Linked DNA regions of Homo sapiens: region 1 is linked to region 2. A link is a loop called in an ENCODE intact Hi-C map of the cell type or tissue named here. Cell type or tissue: ascending aorta. All regions are shown on one strand.

Region 1 (8,000 bases), 160 kb after region 2:
GATGGAGTTTTGTTCTTGTTGCCCAGGCTGGAGTGTGATGGCACAATCTTGGCTCACTGCAACCTCTGCCTCCCTGGTTCAAGCAATTCTCCTGCCTCAGCCTCCCAAGTAGCTGGGATTACAGGTGCCTGCCACCACCCCCAGCTAATTTTTTGTATTTTTAGTAGAGATGGAGTTTCACCATGTTGGCCATGCTGGTCTCGAACTCCTGACCTCAGGTGATCTACCCGCCTCGGCCTTCCAAAGTGCTGGGATTACAGAGGTGAGCCACCGCTCCCAGCCAGAATGCAAGGCTTCTGATGTGAGGAACATGGGCACTGCAGAGCACCACAGAGGACACCGTGGCCCACCCTTGGCAGGCAAATCCCAGGGAAAGCTTAGAGTGGGCAGAGCCTGAGATACAGCTGGTGGGTGGTGGGAAGGTACTAGCTGGGCAGGGACTGAGCAGGAGCAGCTGGGTTTCTGCCTGATTAGATAGAGCGTGTGAATTGGTGTCTAGTGAGCTTTGAGTTTTGATTCAGGCCACATGGGTCCCTTACCAGAAAGCAGGTGATGGGCGCACACTCTGGTTTTGCTGAGGATCAGCTGTTAGCTCCCACTCAGACTTTCTAGATGGGTAAGGGACAGAGATCAGCAGGTTCCCTGCAATTTTAAGATCGTAACTGAGAAATGTGCCCTTGTAAGCCTGTTGATCCAAGAGCCTGCCTGCCTCTAGAAAAGCCCACATCAGTCCTTTCCTAGGAGGCAGTGGCCTTGTTGCCTCTGTTGAGACAAAGTTCTTTATTGACCTCACAGGGAGCTGGGACTTTCTGAATCAGACCATTCAGGTGTTCTCTCAGTTCCTGTTGATTCCTTCGCAGCCCTGGTGGGAACAGCTGCTGCTCTTGAGGGAACCTAAAGTAAACTCCTGGCTTGCCATTTTCCTGAACTCGTAGATTTTGGCAGAGGAGAAGGGTGGAGAGTCCAGGCCTTTGTTCCTGATCCTGTCACCCTTATGAGTTAAGATTTGGCAACCCTTCTCATAACTGCTGGGGGCATAGGGTATCCTCAAAAGTAGAGTTAAATTACTGGTTTAAAGAGTCTGTGCTCCAAACTCCAGTGAACTTCATGATACAGAAAGCAAAGAATTGAAGGGTATTAGCTGTTTGGGGAAAACCACTGCTCCCACCACCTGGAAGCCAAATAAGCAGATGTCCCCTCTGGGTGGAGCAGGGGGCCAACATCACTTTCTTATGTTATTATAGGTCGTCAGCCTATGTGTAGGCCATTTCAGTCTCATTGGAAATACCTGGAAAAATGCCTGGACTTGGAAAAATGCAAACAAAAAACACAGCACGTAGCTCTAAAGGGGTTGTTTAGTCCTCCCCTGAATTCTGTTTCTGCCTTAAAACACCAGAAGAGCTTTGGCTGTGTGCCATCTGCAGGAAGCACCCTAGGAAGGAGAGGATCCACCCTGGCTTCTCCCAGGCTAGGTGGTCCTTCGTTTTTCACCTTTTTAAAAGGCTCACCTGAGGCTGCTGAAAAGGTGGCAAAAGACAGGACTGCATGCTTCATTCCCAGCAAGAGTGTCAGGCAAAATTCGAACTCCTTGATCACCCATTGGTTTCCACATTCTTTCCATTCCGGAGACCAAGGGGAGATTTGCCGATGCTGATGCTCCCTGGGCTTTGCAAAGCTTTCCCTAATTAAAGTCCTCCCGGCTGTGTGCATAGCTCTTCTGCTGCAAATCTTTGCCCTTTTGTGTTTGTGTTTAAAATTCCATCTTTCCAAAATGTTTGCCCACTCAGCAAGTCTCCTTGAAAGCCCTCACTTTTGTTTGGGGGAAGTTTTTTTTTTTTCCTTTTTGGTTTTTATTCTGCCTATGTGTAGGAAATTTAAGTCTCTTAGGAATTGCTTGTGAAAATGCTCTCTGGTCTTTTTTTAAACCATGATGAGTGTCTCTCACCATGGCATTGGAAGCTGGCAAGGGATGCCCCTGGTGTCCGTGCTGTTAGCTGCCACTTGAGCTTTTAGATGGAGCTACTGGAGTATCATTTTGGTTCCATTCTAAGGAAAATGAACAAAAGAGCTTTTCCCTCCTGTTCAATGTGCAACAGTGCTACAAGGTGAGAGAAGTATGTTAGCGAGGAATCTGAACCAGGTCAGGATCGGGGCAAGGTGGTAGGAGGCTGAGCTCTCCAGTGGTGAAAAAGATGGCTCTTGTCACCTAGAGCCAGGAGGCATAATTCAAGTGAAGTGCATATAGGCCCGTTCCTTGGCCTTGTCCTCATAGGATTTTTTTTCCTACAAGATCTATCCAGGTCCTTCATTTGGGGAACCTTATGGACTCCTGTTGTTGTTGGAAGCCGGAGAACAGTGTTTGGAGAGCTTCCATTGAGGATGGTCTGAAGACTCTCACTTTAAGTTAGATCCTGCCCTCTGGTTGATGAGAAATGTGAGACGTAAAAGTGAATTGGAGAGAGATCCCACTTCCCCACGTGCCAGAAAAGGCAGACAACAACTCCCTCCTCAGAGCTGTTAGAAAGCCAACATCTCGCGGTTGGCAGGCACTGGCCCTGGATGAGGAATTCCTGGGTCGCCCCCCTTAGAACATGTCTGGTTTTGGAAACAGGTTAAAAATACTTGAGGAGGGCATGGCACGCTCAGTCTGCTTCCCTGATGTTTGAAATAGGCCAGGAATGTGGGCCGGGAAGCCCAGAGGAGCCTGCGTGTCCCGCAGGGTTTTGTAGTTGGAGCCTGGGGTTTCTCCTCTCCATCATCACCCCCTTTAACTGCCAGTGACCACATGCCAGATTCATGAAGGGCACACTGAAATTGACGAAGACCTGTGCCATGGGTAGCGGGAAAAACTGGGCTCCCTTTAGTAAGCAGGATGGTGTTGAGGTCTCGGAGGCAGGCAAGGGGTGGGCTCGGAATCTCTCCTGGAAGAGAAAAGAGAAGGGAATTTGGATTCTGTATACAAATATAGAAATTCCCTAAGAGTTTAAATTTGAACATGGCATTCAGGGGAGAAGATTATGGGTTCCAAGCCTTTTCCTTCTTCCCCTTCTTGTGAATAACTCACTCAGCTGCTTGCATCTGTGTCCTAAGGCTGTGAACCGAAGAGCTGGGCAGTCCACAGTTGGTTTGAGCCTCAGAGTACCTTGCTTAGTAAAGGTTTGTTTTAGGAGGGATGACACAAACTTTTGAGTAACTCTCAAGTCTTGAACTATGAAACTTCGTAGGATGTCAACACTAAAATGAACCTTACCGATTATCTCATCTAGTGGTTTTCAAACATTTGGAAAATTGGTACAGCCCTTTTTTTAAGCAAAATCTTAGAACTTGAATAAACCAGGTAGAAGGTGGTAGGCCCAGACTTCCTCTCCCACTCTTGACACCCTGAGCTCCTCCCTCTGTACTCACAGCCCTCAAAGTGCTCCTCTCTCAGAGAACCATCCATTGCAGAGACCAGGGAGCTGTGGCCCATGCCCCATGTAGCACCGTTTCATGGCAGAACCAGCTCTGACTTCCAGGCCAGTGGCAAGTCCCTGCAGTACCTTGGTTTATTTTGATGTAGGAAAAGCTCTGGGTAGTAAGAGTGAAGAGTCAAACAGCTACGACTGAGAGTGAGGAGAAAGACAACACTGCCCATGGTTCCTGACACCCAGGGTCACTTTTTACCAACCTAACTCTGGGTCACATGACGTACTCGTATTCTGAAACTGTTGGTTTCCTGGATGTCTACCTGTGATGTCTTGGATCCATGTGGTTCTCTCTGCCTAAAATATCCTCTCTTGATTCACCTTCTTAACAACAGCTTTCTGGAGATATAATTCACATAACATAACATTTACACTTTTAAAGTGTACGGTCCAATGGTTTTTAGCACACGCAAGAGTTGTGCAGCTAGCTGGGCATGGTGGCTCATGCCTGTAATCCCAGCACTTCGGGAGGGCAAGACAGGCGGATCACTTGAGTCCAGGAGTTCAAGACCAGCCTGACCAACATGGTGAAACCCTGTCTCTACTAAAAAATAAAAAAATTAGCCAAGCATGGTGGCAAGCACCTGTAGTCCCAGCTACTCGGGAGGCTGAGGCAGGAGACTTGCTTGAACCTGGGAGGCGGAGGTTGCGGTACTCGAGATCGCTCCATTGCACTGCAGCCTGGGTGACAAAAAAAAAAAAAAAGAGTTGTGCAGCTATCAGCATTCGGCATCCCACGCTGTCTGCCTTTGACAGACAGAGATGCTCTCTGTCTGCACCTTAGTCCTTGGGCTGCTTTGCGACCTGCCCTAACTGCCAGCCCTGCCTCACTTTCTGTAACTCAGCTCAGATGTGGCCCCCTGGAGATGTCCCCTCCAGTCTCCCCTGCTTGGTCGTTTCTATGGGTGACTCAGTGAAATTACAGCAAAACCTGATGAGACATCCCTCCAGTGGAAGGAATCCAGTGTGAAACATTGTGGCCAGACAGCCTGGGTGACTTTTGTGCTGAGAACAGCGAAGCAACCCGACTTGTTGAGTCTGCCTTAGCACCCGCTCCCCCACTCAGACACGTAAACATGGCACAAACACTCCCACTTGAAGGGAAACAGAAGTATTACTGGAATCATGGTAGGTCATGGAGGTTTAGAAGCTTGTGATCGTGAGGATTTTTGGAGAATCTGTTGGAGGAAGCCAGACCTCCGCCCTCTGACTCAGTGGCTCCGTGCTCTGAGCTGGTCAGCCTCTGCTGTGGCTTCAAAGGTCATTCGCCTCCCAAGGGGCTATCAGGACCCCTGGGGCGAGGAGTACAGGGCTCAGCACCTCGCCTGGCTCATCGGGAGACTGAGCAGGTGTGGCAGGATGACTGTGGCTCACCTCCGTGTGTGGGCCCTGGAGGTCACGGAGTTCCTCATCATGGAGCAGATCCTCTCGGACTTGAGGGTGTTTCACAGGCTTTCAGATTCTAAAGTATCCCCTGCGTTGCCATTGCCCATGGTTGCCTGGCCGTGTGACTCCTTATTGTCACTTTCTGCCTCAGGTGTCTCGTTTCTGCTAAACAGAACATGTGAGATTTCCCTGGCATCCCCACCAGTGTCGACGTGCAGATGAATATCAACCCACAGACCCCGATGCTGTTGGTCTGTCCCTCTGGGCGATCATGAGCCCCCCAGATCAGTGGTAAAGAACAGCCCTTCCTATGCTGCCCCATCTGGCTCCTCCCGCATTCGGGTGGCGCGCGCCCTCAGGCTTCCCCCTGCATTCTTATTTTGTAACTTCCATGGTAGCCCATTCATAGTTTTCACCCTAAACTCTAGGTTTAGACGTGGACATTTGGCACACATGTGGTTTATAAAGCCTGAGGCCAGGCCTAACCCTTAGTATCCAGTGATGATGAAATGGATGCATTTCCCATTTCCCTCCCTGAAATTAGGTCTTGATGCTGTACCCTAGTAGGTGGCTGGTATGAGAGGTTCCGTTCGCGTTGACCTTGTGTGAAAAACCAATCTTGCCAAGTACTTCTCTCTGCCACCATCCAGCTGGTGACTCTTTCAGCTGAATTATTTTGCCTGCTAGGTTACTCACCAGGTGTCATTCTAGAGTCCGCACGGCCTTAGGGTGGGATCGCATGGCTTTCATTGAATTACCTGCTGTGTGACCATAGCCAAGTTGCTTAACCTACCTGTGCCTCTTTTTTTCACCTGTAAACAGTAATGTGGGATAATAACACCCCTGCCTTCTGCAGGGTTGCTGTGATGATAAAATGAGGATGTGTGTTACATGCCTTTTAAATGGTAAGACCTAAACATCTTTGCTGTTATTCCAATCATAACTTTGATAGTTCAGTAAGTCCTCACTTAATGTTGTCCATAGGTTCTTGGGAATTATGACCTACAGCAGGCCCTTGAATAATGTTTCATTAAAATGTTGACGAGAACAAAAATTTGGTTTCACTATGTATCTTTTCACTTAAACGAGAGGACAGAGATCCTCTGTGAAATTACAGTGTCTTTGGAGAAAAATCAACTTATATATGAGTTATGTTTGTGTATTTTTACCTGGTCTTTTCCCAAAAAGATTTCAGGTGACAGAAGAATACAAGCCAATACGATAATCTTTTTTTTTTTAATTTTTTGAGACAGAGTCCTCTCTGTCACCCAGGCTGGAGTGTAGTGGCGCCATCTCGGCTCACTGCACCCTCCGCCTCCCAGGTTCAAGCGATTCTCCTCCCTTAGTCTCCTGAGTAGCTGGGATTACAGGTGCTCGCCACAGTGCCTAATTTCTTTTTTTTTTTTTTTTTGTATTTTTATTAGAGGTGGGGTTTCACCGTGTTGGTCAGGCTGGTCTCGAACTCCTGGCCTCAAGTGATCCTCCTGCCTCGGCCTCCCAAAGTGCTGGGATTACAGGCATGAGCCACTGCGTCTGGCCAATAATCCTTAATAAAAATGTGGACTGAGAAAGCTGGACCGAGGACTGAGGACCGTCCGGGAAGAGAACAGCAGCTACCCCGTGCTTGCCTTCATGCTGGGAAGGCTGCGGGTCTGGCTTTAGGAGGAGCCTGTGTAGGGTACGAGGGGCAGCGGCAGCTCCACAGCAGGCGGCAGCCCACGCCCAGTGGGTGCACACCTTCATCCAACTCAGGGCTGGCAGTCAGGAAGATGAAATGCCATCCACGTCAAGTTTCGGTCTGTCTCCCACTCACCGAAGAATAGTCCCTCCTTTAAGGGAGGTGCTGAAGAGTGCTGAGAACTTGCTTCCCACCAAGGCAGGCTTGGGCTTCAAAAGATCAGAACCTGACCCAAGTGGCCCTAGTTTTCCACCATCCCACACCATCCCACCAACGCTTCAGAAGTCCTGCCAGCATCAAGCCGGGCATGAGGCCGTCCAGACAGCTCATCACTGCCCTGGGGAGACACATGCATGTCACAAACCTGTGAGGCTCAAGACCGCATCCTGCACAGGGTGCAGGAGTAGAGGCGGGGCAACGGCCTCTGCCGTCGCGGCTTTGGGAGGTTGCAGTGGAAGAGGCAGGCGTGGCCGAATCAGACCCTGAAGGATGACTTAGGTGGAACACGGGGAAGAAAGGTGGTCTGGATAGACATGCAGGATGCTGGGTGTGGGGCAAGCCTGAGTCAGGGGAGCCTCCCTGTGCTCCTTAGCCTGAGGCCATCGCCTGGCTGTAGGCGGCAGCTTCTCCTGCCGGCTGGCTGGCCGGCTGCAGGCAGTTCTCAGCACTAAGTCCAAGATGACTTCCATTCTGGTGACTCGAAGGTGGTTTTGTATGTTGTGCTTCATCTCTCAGGGACGAGTCCTTAATTAAAAGCAGCCGGGAGCTTAGAGAGACCCTGGCTTCTCTGCACACAGGTGATGGGTTGTGTGCCTGGCCAGGAAATGGTTCATTTAATTAGGCTCCGAGGGCCTGGTTCATCCCCTTCAGGGAAGCTTAAGGTTACATGTGGACAACAGGAGCCTTGTGTGTGCCTGTGGTTGACCCAAATGTAGTGATTTTCATTTCTCCTTTCCATTTGTCTTCTTTGTTCTGCCCCTTCCTGACCCTTTCTTTAGGAAACCGTTGTGGCCCCTTCCAGGCTGTGAGATTCCAGAGGGCAAAGCTTTGGGGTTTGGAGTATGAATGGCTGAAAGCGAGCCCAGGAGGCCTGCTTTTGTTTATTATTTATCTCTGGATGGTCAGGGCACCTGTCTGAGAAAAGAAAGAGATGGAGGGGACTTACCGTTTCCTGAAAAAGCTCTTTGTTGTTAATGGCATGTGGAAGACTCATTTCTAAGTAGAATAAATCATTTGTTGGTCAAAAATGGCTTCCTAATGTTGGCCCTCTCGGCCAGCCTCAGTTGTATTAAACCCTAGGTAACCAACCACAACCCCCGCCTTGAGTCATGTGCCTCATATGAGCAGGTACAGATGCTGCTGCACCCTCGAAGGGGTTACGTGACGAAAAATCCACTGGAAGTAGAAAATGCTTTTAATCCCCCTAACCTGCCAAGCGTCGTGGCTTAGGCTGGCTGACCCTAAATGTGCTC
Region 2 (8,000 bases):
TCAGAATATTTATTTTATTTTTATTATTATTATTATTGTTGTTTTTGAGACAGGGACTCACTCTGTTGCCCAGGGTGGAGCATGGTAGTGCCATCACGGTTCACTGCAGCCTCAACCTCTCCTGAGTCAGGTGATCCTCCCACCTCAGCCTCCCAAGTAGCTGGGACTACAGGCGAGCGCCACCACACCCAGCTACTTTTTGTATTTTTTTTTTTTTTTGTAGAGACGGGGTTTCACCATGTGGCCCAGGGTGGTAACTCCTGGGCTCAAGCACTCCACTCACCTTGGTCTCCCAACATGCTGAGATTACAGGGGTGAGGCACCGCACCCAGCCTCAGAATAATGATTTTACATACAAACAATAAAATGCATAGGACTACAAGGGAGGTCAAATATAGTGAAATACCATTATCAAAAATGTTTCAAATTTAAATTTATGATATAATAATTTATGAGCTTGTTAATGCGTTAAGTAATAAGACTTAATGGCAGATCCAAAAAGACCAAAAATTCAAAGAAGTGATGAGGGTGAAAGATATTTGGGGATAATCCAGAGCACCCGTTGTGTGAGATGAAAATAGCAATGGTTTCTATCAGTGACAGGAGCCAGTCCTGCTAAGTCTGCAGGGGTTTGTTGCCTACAATCACAATGGAAGAAAATGCTAAATTCCAGCATGAGGTCAGTGAAGGGAAAAGAAAAAAAGGTGTAATTTTTTTTCCATCCAAGTTCACAGACCCCTGGGTTAAGAACAGCTGGTGTAGAGGAAGGCAGTGGAGAGGAAACTCTGGAACTAGCCAGTTTGTTTGGAAGCGCTTCGTATATGGGCCTCTTCAGTCATCTTTTTGGATGTTATTGATTTGGCCCTGTATGGAGAGCAGTGATACACGTCAGATTCACAATTCTCAAAGCATAACTGCTGATCTTCCCTCCACCCCCAGACCTGCCACACCCGAAGCCTTCTTCAGCTCCATGGATGGCTCTCTTCTTCCAATTGCCCAACAAAAACCCTGGCGTTGCCTTGAAGCACCCCACATTGAATCCATTGGAAAATCCTACTGGCTCTGCCTTCCTGACTCTGCCCACCGCTGCCTGCCTCCACTGCTCCCAACCTTGTCTGAGCCACAGTGACTTCTCACCTGGTTACTGCAATGGCCCCATCTACTCCCCCAGCTTCCTCCTTGTCCCCCTGAAGTTCATTTATTTTTATTTTTATTTTTAAATTAAGTAGAGACATAGTCTCACTATGGTGTCCAGGCTGGTCTTGAACTCCTGAGCTCAAGTGATCCTCCCGTCTCAGCCTCCCAAAGTGCTAGGATTACAGGCATGAGCCACCATGCCTGGCCATCCCTGCAGTTCATTTTTTTTTTTTTTTTTTTGAGACGGTGTCTGGCTCTGTCACCCAGGCTGCACAATCTCAGCTCACTGCAACCTCCACCTCCCAGGCTCAAGCCATCCTTCCGCCTCAGCCTCCCACGTAGGTGGGACTATGGGTGCACGCCACCACGCCCGGCTAATTTTTGTGTTTTTTGTAGAGATGGGGTTTCACCATGTTGCCCAGGATGGTCTTGAACTCTTGGCCTCAAGCAATCTACCCACCTTGGCCTCCCAAAGTGCCAGGATTACAGGTGTGAGCCACTGCACCCGGCCATCCCTGCTGTTTATTTTTAACACAGCAGGCAGAGTGACCCTTTATGTGCCGGCTCCTTGCTCACTTTGCTACAGGCACTTTGGTCTCCTTGCTGCTCCTCAAACATGATAGGCACACTCCTACCTTAGGGCCTTTGCACTGACTTGACTGTTCCCTTTGACAGCAGTAATCTTCCCTCCAACAGCAGCATTTCTAATTCTCACATCTCTTTGAACTCTTCATGCAAATGTCATCTCTTCTATGAGGCCTACCCTGATTACCTTATGTATTTGAGAATAAATAAATAAAGCTGGAATGCAGCAGCGTGATCTCAGCTCACTGCAACCTCTGCCTCCCAGGCTCAAGTGATCCTCCTACCTCAGCCTCCCAAGTAGCTGGGACTACAGATGCATGCCACCATACCTGGCTAACTTTTGTATTTTTAGTGGAGACAGCGTTTCACTATGTTGGCCAGGCTGGTCTCGAACTCCTGACCTCAAGTGATCCTCCCACCTAGGCCTCCCAAAGTGCTGGGATTACAGACGTGAGCCACTGTGCCTGGCCCCTCATTCCCCTCTTTAAATGTGAAACATCTATCTTCAGCCCTCCCAATCCCCTTACCCTGTTCTAATCTTTCTTTCGTTTTTGGCGCTTAAGATCTTACAGCATGTTATATAATTTACCTATTTATTTTCTGTCTTCCTCCTTTTTCCACCCACCTCCAACTAGAAAATAAACTCCATATGAAAAAGAATCTTTGTTTTGCTTACTGTTATCTTTATAGTACGTAATAGGTACTCGGTACATGGAGTAAGTCAAGGACGAAAGCATAGCTGGTGGGTTACATGTTGTAGTGAAACAACTCAGACCCCAGAACCAGAGCTGGACTCTGTTCCCAGCTCTAGCACCAACAAGCTGTGCTACCCTGAGGAACTCACTGCATCTCTCTGAGCTTCCGGGTCCCAGTCTGTAACAAGGAAGTTACAGAAGCTAACCCGCAAAGTTGTGAGGATTAAGAGAGCTAGTTAGAGGCCAGGTGAGGTGGCTCATGCCTGTAATCCCAGCACTTTGGGAGGCCGAGGTGGGCAGATCATGAGGTCAGGAGTTCGAGACCAGCCTGACCAACATGGTGAAACCCCATCTCTACTAAAAATACAAAAATTAGCCAGGTGTGGTGGCGCATGCCTGTAATCCCAGGTACTCAGGAGGCTGAGGCAGGAGAATCGCTTGAATCCAGGAGGCAGAGTTTGCAGTGAGCTGAGATTGCGCCACTGCACTCCAGCCTGGGCGACAGAGCAAGACTCCATCTCGAAAAAAAAAAAAAGAGAGACAGTTACTTGGGGCCAGGCATGGTGGCTCATGCCTGTAATTCCAGCACTTTGGGAGGCCGAGGTGAGTGGGCAAATCACTTGAGCTCAGGAATTGGAGACCAGCCTCGGCAATATGATGAAACCCCATCTCTACAAAAAATACAAAAAAATTAGCCAGGCACAGTGGCACATGCCTGTAGTCTCAGCTACACGGGAGGCTGAGGTGGGAGGATTGCTTGAGCCTGGGAGGCAGAGACTGCAGTGAGCTGTGATTGCGCTACTGCACTTCAGCCTGGGTGACAGAGCAAGATCCCATTTCAAAAAAAAAAAAGAAAAAAGAAAAAAAGAGCTAGTTGGTCAAGGGCGTGGCGCTTTGCAGGTGTTTAATAAATGCCAGTTCCTGGTCCCCTTCTGATCCGGAATAAGTAACTTCCTCCTGTTGGCATGGAGTCCCTGGACTCCAGTAAAAGAGCCAAGTTTGTGTCCCTCCCCCTCGTCATGTTCTCAGAAAGGCTCAGAATAGAACCCAAATCTCCTGGCTCCACTTGGAGCTGTAGCCAACAGACCACACGACCACTTTTTTCCTGTCCACTACTTTCTTTTGAGGTGGAAAGTAGTCAGTTGGAATAACTTACCCAGGGGCAGGGAAAGGAAAAAACAGCAAAAATTGTTTTAAAAGGGAGTTATACAAGCATTTGCAGGAAAACCCCATTGAGGGGCATTAATGCTGATTCAAAGGAGGAGGAAATATGAAATCTGACAGTTTTCCAGGCCTCTGGTCCTGAATTTCCTCTCTTCCATCACACGTTTTTCTCACCCACAAAATGGGCCTTAAAAAAAGGATGACAGGTTAGAAAATAGACCATGTCAAAAAAAGTGGGGAGTCTTGAGGTTGTTGTTCCGCAAGAGCATAAATGCTGCTCCCCATTATGACCGGCCAGTTCCCTAAGTAATAATGGGGAAAGGCAGGCTCAGGCAGAAGCTGATGTCTCCCCGGGGAAGGAGAATGAATTCTGGATTACGAATGGAGACCATTTTCCAGGGCTGCTTTGATCTCTTGCCAGATCCAGGGCTGGAGACCAGCAAGTTGGGACTCCAAGGAAAACCGGACTTCGCAGCAGTCTCTAGCAGCTGTCTTCCCAAACGGGTGTGTGCCTGCAAAGCCGGGGCGGCCCTACGGTCCAGCCCAGCTTCTGCCCAGCGCCTGTGCCCTTGCGCTTCTGCCCCTGGGAGTCCTGCCTCCCGCTTTTCCTCCCCACCCAAAACAGAGCTGAGTTGGCGGCCGAAAATGAGTAAGTGTGAAGTGAGACTGCACACTAGTCTTTGTTGAGGGTTTGTTTTTGCCAAGCAGCTTGGTGGAGAAGATTGCATTGCTTGGTTATTTTTAAACCTGGATTTCTGGAATTTTATTTGGAAAAAAACAAAACAGAAACTCAAGTCTTGAGAGGCTAGTGGCTCCAGGCATCCTCTCTAGGAGGCTTGATATTGCCTAGAGCTGCCAGGAGCCTGGGGGAGTTTTGGGCCGTCAGAGGATGGAGGAGCAGAGGGTTTCCAGTCAGTTCTGGAAAGCAGCCCTGCTCCCCATCCCCAGGGGAGAGAACACCACACCTATATGAGGCCTCACTTCTGGTGTTTCTACTTGCTGTGTGCCAGGCTGGGTGGCAATCAAGACAGTTTCGGTCCTTGGTTGTGTGTGGCTCATGGCTTAGATGAAGATGATTTTCTTTTTTTATTTTTTAGAGGTGGGGTCTCACTATCCTGCCCAGACTGGTCTCAAACTCCTGGCCTCAAACCATCCTCCTACCTCGGCCTCCCAAAGTGCTGGGATTACAGGCATGAGCCAGTAGTTCACCTGGCCTAGATGAAGAAATTGATAGTTGCAATATATTTACAATACCAGCTTCACAGGGGAAGACACAAAGGTTGGGGTTGGGGCTGCTAACCTAGCCTAGAAGGATCCAGAATGAAACCCAAAGAATGTGTAGGGTCAGCAAAGCACAGCCAGAGAGGACTGTGGGTAGGAGAGGGGTGGGGCGGGGGTGGCAGCAAGAAAGCAGGGGCTTGATAGCAGAGACTTGGCTTCTAGCTCCTGCTCCATCTCCAGCAAGCAGTGCCATTTAAGCAAATGTGCTTGTCTCCTCTGCACTTCATTCTGTTCATCTATAAAACAAGGGATGTTATTAATCCGTTACTTACAAAAGCTAACATTTACTGAGTCCATACTTGGTGCCAGACCCTATTCTAAGCACCTTATATATATTAAGTCCAGGGGTAATTTTCAAAAACAATAAAATTATGACTTTCATACAGATATTAAATGAACCCATATCAAAGATTTTGTGGAACACATTAAGTAATGAGGGAATTGATAAGATGTTACGACTAGTTCAAAATATCTCACAGTTATAGTCGCGTAAGGAACAGGGAAGTGAACTTACAGATTAGGTACGAAACTGGCAAAGTTGGTTGATATCCACAAGGCAATAATTAATTTCATTCTACCGGACACAAGTTGCATTTCTATGGACAAGAACCAGGCCGGGCACAGTGACTCATGCCTGTAATCCCAGCACTATGGGAGGCCGAGGCAGCAGATCACTTGAGGTCAGGAGTTCGAGACTAGCCTGACCAACATGATGAAACCCTGTCTCTACTAAAAACACAAAAATTAGCTGGGTGTGGTGGTGCATGCCTGTAATCCCAGCTACTCGGGAGGTTGAGGCAGCAGAATCGCTTGAACCCGGGTGGTGGAGGTTGCGGTGAGCCAAGATCGCACCATTACACTCCAGCCTGGGCAACAAGAGTGAAACTCCCATCTCAAAAAAAAAAAAAAAAAAAAAAAAGAACAATTTGTTTTACTGACAGCTTTCTACAAGATACAGAGCTATAAAGTAGCTCAAAGACAATGAAGGGCCAAAAATAATCCTATGGGTTGAGCTAGTCAGGACACCCACTGAATGTCGAGGTTTTTCTAATTTGTCCCTATGATCTCCCCAACCCCTTAGGATCATTATAATCTTAAAGAAAAATGACTCTTGATTTAAAAATTGACTGTTCTCATTAGATGTGGTCTGATTGTTTATGTAGGTACAGCAAGAGAGTTAATTTGTCAGCTAGACATGGTGGCTCATGCCTGTAACCTCAGCACTTTTGGGAGGCCGAGGTGGATGGATCACTTGAGCCCAGGAGGTCCAGACTAGCTTGGGCAACATCGTGAAACCCCTTCTCTACAAAAAATACAAAAAATTAGCTGGGCATGGTGGCACACACCTGTAGTCTCAGCTACTAAGGAGGCTAAGGTGGGAGGATTACCTGAGCCTAGGAGGTTGAGGCTGCAGTGAGCCATGATTGCGCCACTGCACTCCAGCCTGGGCGACAGAATGACACATTGTCTCAAAGAAAAAAAAATATTAATTTGTCGTATAGGCCTCCTAAATGTGCTTCACAAAATTTACAGCCATGTCGTTTCAAACAATTACAAAATTAGCTTTTGTCTAGAAGTTTTCATAAGGAATCTCCAATTGGAATCTTTATTCTTTTCCCAGCTGGAATCGTAAAAGGCTCTATTATTTGTTATTTCAAAGTTAAGACACCCAGCTCAAGACGCTTCCCACAAAATTTCTTTCACCTGTCAAACCTGTATATCTGAGTGAATTCTTCTCTTTTTTTGTTCTCTGAATATCATAAAGTTCCTGGCCTTCCAGGAAGTGACTGTCTTTAATATCTGTAAATCAGGTACCAAGTCACTTTTGTTTTTTTTGTTTGTTCTTTTTTTTTTTTTTTTTTTTTTTTTGAGACTGAGTTTCGCTGTTGTTGCCCGGGCTGGAGTGCAATGGCACGATCTTGGCTCACCACAACCTCCGCCTCCCAGATTCAAGCAGTTATCCTGCCTCGGCCTCCAGAGTAGCTGAGATTACAGGCATGCGCCACCATGCCCGGCTAATTTTTTTTTTTGTATTTTTAGTAGAGATGGTGTTTCTCCATGTTGGTCAGGCTGGTCTCGAACTCCTGACCTCAGGTGATTCATCCGCCTCAGCCTTCCAAACTGCTGGGATTACAGGCGTGAGCCACCGCGCCCGGCCCTTTTTTTTTTTTTTTTTTAAGACAGAGTCTGGTTCTATCATACAGGCTGGAGTGCAGTGGTGCGACCTCAGCTCCTGCAACTTTCGCCTCCCCGGTTCAGGCTATTCTCCTGCCTCAGCCTGCCCAGTAGCTGGGACTACAGATTACCGCCACCACAGCTGGCTAATTTTTATATTTTTAGTAGAAATGAGGTTTCACCATGTTGGCCATACTGTTCTCAAACTCCTGACCTCAGGTGATCTGCCTGCCTTGGCCTCCCAAAGTGGTGGGATTACAGGTGTGAGCCACCGCACCTGGCCCCAAGCCAGTTTTCATGGAGACCTTTGTAGGCGTGTGTTCCGTAAGTATTAACACAAATTTTATCCCTTAAAATGCCCTGTCACACCTGATTTAGTGAGCACCATTCTCAGATATGATGCTCCAAGTGAGGCCTTGGCTACAATTAATCCATTTGTCCTGGTAAGAAGGAGGACATAGTCCTGCTGAACATGTGCAAATAACTATTACCATGAAAAGTAAAAAGACTTTTTTTTTTTTTTTAGGTGGAGTTTCGCTCTTGTTGCCCAGGCTGGAGTGCAATCGCGCAATCTCGGCTCACCGCAACCTCCACCTCCCGGGTTCAAGAGAGTCTCCTGCCTCAGCCTCCCGAGTAGCTAGAATTACAGGTGCCCACCACCAAGCCCGGCTAGTTTTGTATTTTTAGTAGAGACGAGGTTTCTCCATGTTGGTCAGGCTGGTCTCGAACTCCTGACCTCAGATGATCTGCCCGCCTCGGCCTCCCAAAGTGCTGGGATTACAGGCATGAGCCACCACGGCTGGCCAAAAAGTAAAAAGACTTTATAAGAGTTTCTGAATTCTAGAAGGCCAGGGAGAATCAGATATCATTTTTAAATGGTTTCTTTCCGTTTATAAAAGCAGAGATGACAAAATTGTTATGGTTACAGATGGATTAAGAAGAGAGAGAAAGGACATTTCTTCT

The links. A loop is a pair of places that touch in the nucleus more often than their neighbours do. Peaks named below come from ENCODE experiments on the same cell type or tissue, not always from the same donor. Only the 100,000 strongest peaks of a DNase experiment are listed, where the experiment ranks them.
Region 1: a loop joins it to region 2, with 2.5 times the contacts of the local background. A loop is called at or near these places in 2 of 110 quality-filtered maps.

Annotation. Positions count from the first base shown.
Region 1 is chr1:19,395,048-19,403,047 of GRCh38, reverse strand. The region is part of intron 2 of CAPZB (capping actin protein of muscle Z-line subunit beta); the gene reads left to right. Among named protein-coding and RNA genes, the nearest start is that of CAPZB, 86 kb to the left of the region's middle. RefSeq lists enhancers at 1-509, 1,188-1,867. In ascending aorta, a CTCF peak has its summit at 4,438; DNase peaks (open chromatin) are centred at 2,627 and 4,447; H3K27ac peaks cover 7,358 bases.
Region 2 is chr1:19,560,005-19,568,004 of GRCh38, reverse strand. No RefSeq gene overlaps it. Among named protein-coding and RNA genes, the nearest start is that of MICOS10-DT, 33 kb to the left of the region's middle. In ascending aorta, no CTCF peak of the experiment used is centred here; DNase peaks (open chromatin) are centred at 4,104 and 4,474; H3K4me3 peaks cover 1,159 bases; H3K27ac peaks cover 2,493 bases.